2 separate regions of the Homo sapiens genome follow, and region 2 is linked to region 1. Evidence: chromatin contacts called from ENCODE Hi-C data. All regions are on one chromosome and are shown on one strand. Each heading gives the region's core, a stretch centred on a gene start or an enhancer-like site at or near the end of the contact. The rest is flanking DNA. Distances are from core to core; before and after follow the strand shown.

Region 1 (3,092 bases), core at 336-2,835:
CATTGTTTTATGTAGAATATCTCTTTTATCCTGCCCTGATAACAATTTTTTTCTCTTTTCTTAAGGTATCAGATACACACCGGACTTCAACATTCTATCATAAGACCTACCCAACCCAACTGTTTACCTCTGGACAATGCCACCCTACCTCAGAAACTGAAGGAGGTTGGATATTCAACGCATATGGTCGGAAAATGGCACTTGGGTTTTTACAGAAAAGAATGCATGCCCACCAGAAGAGGATTTGATACCTTTTTTGGTTCCCTTTTGGGAAGTGGGGATTACTATACACACTACAAATGTGACAGTCCTGGGATGTGTGGCTATGACTTGTATGAAAACGACAATGCTGCCTGGGACTATGACAATGGCATATACTCCACACAGATGTACACTCAGAGAGTACAGCAAATCTTAGCTTCCCATAACCCCACAAAGCCTATATTTTTATATATTGCCTATCAAGCTGTTCATTCACCACTGCAAGCTCCTGGCAGGTATTTCGAACACTACCGATCCATTATCAACATAAACAGGAGGAGATATGCTGCCATGCTTTCCTGCTTAGATGAAGCAATCAACAACGTGACATTGGCTCTAAAGACTTATGGTTTCTATAACAACAGCATTATCATTTACTCTTCAGATAATGGTGGCCAGCCTACGGCAGGAGGGAGTAACTGGCCTCTCAGAGGTAGCAAAGGAACATATTGGGAAGGAGGGATCCGGGCTGTAGGCTTTGTGCATAGCCCACTTCTGAAAAACAAGGGAACAGTGTGTAAGGAACTTGTGCACATCACTGACTGGTACCCCACTCTCATTTCACTGGCTGAAGGACAGATTGATGAGGACATTCAACTAGATGGCTATGATATCTGGGAGACCATAAGTGAGGGTCTTCGCTCACCCCGAGTAGATATTTTGCATAACATTGACCCCATATACACCAAGGCAAAAAATGGCTCCTGGGCAGCAGGCTATGGGATCTGGAACACTGCAATCCAGTCAGCCATCAGAGTGCAGCACTGGAAATTGCTTACAGGAAATCCTGGCTACAGCGACTGGGTCCCCCCTCAGTCTTTCAGCAACCTGGGACCGAACCGGTGGCACAATGAACGGATCACCTTGTCAACTGGCAAAAGTGTATGGCTTTTCAACATCACAGCCGACCCATATGAGAGGGTGGACCTATCTAACAGGTATCCAGGAATCGTGAAGAAGCTCCTACGGAGGCTCTCACAGTTCAACAAAACTGCAGTGCCGGTCAGGTATCCCCCCAAAGACCCCAGAAGTAACCCTAGGCTCAATGGAGGGGTCTGGGGACCATGGTATAAAGAGGAAACCAAGAAAAAGAAGCCAAGCAAAAATCAGGCTGAGAAAAAGCAAAAGAAAAGCAAAAAAAAGAAGAAGAAACAGCAGAAAGCAGTCTCAGGTTCAACTTGCCATTCAGGTGTTACTTGTGGATAAGCACAAATATTTCCTGTTTGGTTAAACTTTAATCAGTTCTTATCTTTCATCTGTTTCCTAGGTAAACCAGCAAATTTGGCTCGATAATATCGCTGGCCTAAGCGTCAGGCTTGTTTTCATGCTGTGCCACTCCAGAGACTTCTGCCACCTGGCCGCCACACTGAAAACTGTCCTGCTCAGTGCCAAGGTGCTACTCTTGCAAGCCACACTTAGAGAGAGTGGAGATGTTTATTTCTCTTGCTCCTTTAGAAAACGTGGTGAGTCCTGAGTTCCACTGCTGTGCTTCAGTCAACTGACCAAACACTGCTTTGAATTATAGGAGGAGAACAATAACCTACCATCCGCAAGCATGCTAATTTGATGGAAGTTACAGGGTATACCATCCGCAAGCATGCTAATTTGATGGAAGTTACAGGGTAGCATGATTAAAACTACCTTTGATAAATTACAGTCAAAGATTGTGTCACCTCAAAGGCCTTGAAGAATATATTTTCTTGGTGAATTTTTGTATGTCTGTCATATGACACTTGGGTTTTTTAATTAATTCTATTTTATATATATATATATGTTTCTTTTCCTGTGAAAAGCTGTTTTTCTCACATGTGAACAGCTTGCACCTCATTTTACCATGCGTGAGGGAATGGCAAATAAGAATGTTTGAGCACACTGCCCACAATGAATGTAACTATTTTCTAAACACTTTACTAGAAGAACATTTCAGTATAAAAAACCTAATTTATTTTTACAGAAAAATATTTTGTTGTTTTTATAAAAAGTTATGCAAATGACTTTATTTTATTTTTATTTCCTGCATACCATTAGAATAATTTTATTTCATTTCTTCAAATTACCAAGCACTGTAATACTATAAATTAATGTAATACTGTGTGAATTCAGACTATAAAAAACATCATTCAGAAAACTTTATAATCGTCATTGTTCAACCAAGATTTTGAATGTAATAAGATGAATATATTCCTTACAAATTACTTGGAAATTCAATGTTTGTGCAGAGTTGAGACAACTTTATTGTTTCTATCATAAACTATTTATGTATCTTAATTATTAAAATGATTTACTTTATGGCACTAGAAAATTTACTGTGGCTTTTCTGATCTAACTTCTAGCTAAAATTGTATCATTGGTCCTAAAAAATAAAAATCTTTACTAATAGGCAATTGAAGGAATGGTTTGCTAACAACCACAGTAATATAATATGATTTTACAGATAGATGCTTCCCCTTGGCTATGACATGGAGAAAGATTTTCCCATAATAATAACTAACATTTATATTAGGTTGGTGCAAAACTAGTTGCGGTTTTTCCCATTAAAAGTAATAAACTTACTCTTATACAAAGTGGACACTGTGGGGAGATACAGAGAAATGGAAGATACGGATCCTGCCTGGAGTAGGTAACCTTGCTTGGAAACCCCACATGCAAACGTCATGAGGAGAATTAAAGGAGTATTATCAGTAATGAAGTTTATCATGGGTCATCAATGAGCATAGATTGGTGTGGATCCTGTAGACCCTGGTGTTTTCTTTGAAGTGCCCTCTCCTAATGCAGAGGCCTTGAAGCTTACAGTATACACTTGAAAAGTCACAGATAGCTAGAATTATGAT
Region 2 (3,092 bases), core at 355-2,854, 49 kb before region 1:
TAAATCCTGTTCTTCAGTTTCCTTTTTGTGAAATGGGGAAAATATTACTTTCCAAAGCTTGTTCCAAGAATGGGAGATAATATTGGTTCATTGCTAGATATATAGTAGACAGTCAATAAATTGTAACGATTATTGCTGAATTGATATAATTTTGATCTTAGCTTGGACTGCAGATTTCAACCATGACACTAAGACTCCTGCTTCAAGGTCATTTTCTGGCATTGATATCAAACTTCCTAAAAACCTTGTCATTGATGTGTCTTCCAACTGAGTGCTGACTGGCTGATCTGTCTTGATTGCGTCCCAGCTCTATCTCTGTTCTTATGTGAACCATATCTAAAGTGGAATTTCGGGGTAAACCTGAGAGTAGCCTCTTCTACAGAGGTTTAGCCTTCTCCAGCCTATCGTTCTCTTGGTCCTTCTAACCAGGGGTCGACCATTCCTGTACCTAGTTCTCAGCCCTCTATTTCCCTCTAGTGACTGCTTTCAGCATTACCTCACCCAAGCGTTTAACCTTGTATTAAAGCGCTTGGTTTCATGGGTTAACAGACTGTAGGAACAGTTCGCTAAATTGAGAACCCAGAGTGCATTACATTACATGCCATATTTTAAATATTGATATGCGTATGAAAATATTTTAAAGCATTCATTGAAGACTCATAAAAAGCAAGGATATGGAAGACTAGTATCTCAATGTCAAAAAAGAGAGAAGTCTGGATTTTAGAAATAAAACTAATTAATAGGTTGACTGTGGTTCCCTGATTTTAAAAAATCAAGTTGGCTGGGAAGTTGGTTTTTATTCAGTAAGTTACTACAGGAATTGGTGATTATTAGAAGTGGTCTTAAATTGTTTGAAAATAATTCAAGCCCAAAATATATCACTTAAATTTCTTGCAGTGGTGCCAGCTACTTGAGAGGCTGAGATGAGAGGATTGCTTGAGGCCAGGAGTTTAAGGCTGCGGTACACTATGAATGCACCTGTGAATGGTCACTGCACTCCAGCTTGGGCAATATAGTGAGACCCTGTCTCTTAAAAAATGAAAAAGAAAAGTAAATTTCTTCCAGCATGCAAAATCCGGGGAGGTTATACATATGCTATGTCTCAGTTTCAACAAGCCTTGTAGAAAAGACAATCCTTTTAATCAGAAAAAAAATAAACTGAATGATAAGTAAAAAGTTGAACGTGACATTAAAAAGGGAATTGAGTAACAAATCAAAGTTAACCTAAGGGCAGTTATTCAATAACAATTTATAAGGCTTTGTTCTGAGTTAGTTCTGTCCCCTCAAACTCTTAAACGCATGATTCAGATGAAGACACATATTTACCAGAATTAACAGGAGGGATAGCTAACATATTGAAGGACAAAATTAAGTATCTTCTAGATCTTTAAAGAGCAGGAAGAATGAGAGAAGGCGTCAAGAAACAAAACATTCTCTCTGTAGATTCATAAAATAAACTCCTCTTCTACGAGAGAGGACAACTGGCTTAAGAACAGTGAATATAGAAAAAAGAAATAACTTGGGGTTTTAGCTGCCTGCAAGTTCACCGTGTGCCAACAGTATGACGTGCTGCCAAATAAGCTCGTGTGAGTCTTAATAAAGTGTCGACTTCAGATCAAGAAAGGGAGTAGTCCCATTGAACTTTACACTGTCCAGACCACATCTGAAGGATTATGTTCAATTCAAAGTGCCAGATTGTAAGAGGGACACTGACACACTGAAGTGTGTGCCAAGGAGATCTGGCAACCAGAGAGCATGAGGATTGGCTGAAATAACTGAAACAACTCAGAAACGTGGTAACTGTCTTCACATATTTGAAGAACATTAACATAGAAGAGATTCCAGATTTGTTAAGATTCCAGACAAGAAGAGCCTGGATTAATCCAAATGAGAACCTTATATTAGTAAACTCTTCAGAAATAAAATGAGCTGTCTGGTGAGATATTGAACTTCCCCATATTGGAAGCATTTTTGACAGCTGTACTACTAAGTAACAAGTATGGGCCTTTATAGCTGTACTGCCCTGGGTTTCTAATGCCTTCTCATAAATCTTTATCTTTTATGATTCTGGTTTCTATTTGTTTCTTCAAGCATTTTTAAAACTTCCATTTATTTCCCTTTATTCCCAATCCTTTCTCCCAATTCTTAGTCTTGGGCAGTGTTGGCAGTGTTTGGTGCCATAAACAGAACAACAGGACACCACGTCAGTATACCAGTGCTTCAACTGTATGCAAATTTCTTTAAGAATAGGGTGCTGCCTCATAACAAACTCCAGAGAAAATAATTCCCATTCTTATGCCTAGTCACGGTATAATCAGGAAAGCATACGCTCTTAATGTGCAAGACTTAATAGCTATAAAAATAAAGAGAATACAGTCACTTTAGCATAAGTTTAAGGGGCTGATGTGTAATATTTTAATATTCACATTACAAAACCAAACAGAATTTATATACTTCCAGAATTTGCAGGCCTTTTGAAGCAAAATTACTATCTCTCCCCTCTTCCTCTCCCTCTCTTTCTTCCCTTTCCCTCATCTTATATTCACCCTTTTTCCCTCTTTCTCTCTCTTTCAAGATTTGTCTCACAACTGTTGGATAATGTTTCTCAGTGAATAGTTCAATGTCCCTTTCCCATGCTTCTCTTGAGCTGTTTCCTCATTACCAAACCAAACCTACTGCCAGCTCCAGGGCTCATCTGGATGGGGCTTCCTACATCTGCTATGCTAGGAATAGCTTTTCCCTTCACCAGCCAGTCATAAAGCAATGATGAGGTTGCAGCAGAGGCAGGTATTAGGGGAGCATAAAAGGAAGGGGGAGGGTTAGAATAGGACTATTCTTTCTTTTCTATGATGGATTTCCTTCAGGGCAGCTCTGGGCAGCTGAAATCACTTCAAAGGGAGGGAAAAGGAGAAGCTGTTCTTTCAGAAACAGGTTTCTCCTTTCAGACAGTCCCACATTATTAGGGCCGTGTAATCACTTTTCAGTACATTTTATTAGAACTTCATTTTATTTCCCGAGAACCATATAGCTTACATCTGTATAGCATCTATTTCTATGAACCCCCAGAGCCTGGGCTTCTACAGTGTCTGCCT

The links. A loop is a pair of places that touch in the nucleus more often than their neighbours do. Pooled maps may share reads with other maps.
Region 2: a map of naive thymus-derived CD4-positive, alpha-beta T cell shows a loop between it and region 1 (5-fold over the local background). The contact joins two enhancer-like sites. A Hi-C loop is called at or near these places in 3 of 168 maps with a recorded cell type or tissue (CD4-positive, alpha-beta memory T cell, CD8-positive, alpha-beta T cell and naive thymus-derived CD4-positive, alpha-beta T cell) and 6 of 50 pooled maps.

Annotation. Positions count from the first base shown.
Region 1 is chr4:113,900,649-113,903,740 of GRCh38, reverse strand. It overlaps ARSJ (arylsulfatase family member J), which reads left to right. Exons shown (of 2, transcript NM_024590.4): 2 at 66-3,092. The coding sequence ends at 1,467. Among named protein-coding and RNA genes, the nearest start is that of ARSJ, 77 kb to the left of the region's middle. Within about 2 kb of position 1,585, at least 4 of the 41 ENCODE cell types and tissues checked have a DNase peak (open chromatin) inside an H3K27ac peak, as active enhancers do.
Region 2 is chr4:113,950,015-113,953,106 of GRCh38, reverse strand. The region is part of intron 1 of ARSJ (arylsulfatase family member J); the gene reads left to right. Among named protein-coding and RNA genes, the nearest start is that of ARSJ, 28 kb to the left of the region's middle. Within about 2 kb of position 1,604, at least 2 of the 41 ENCODE cell types and tissues checked have a DNase peak (open chromatin) inside an H3K27ac peak, as active enhancers do.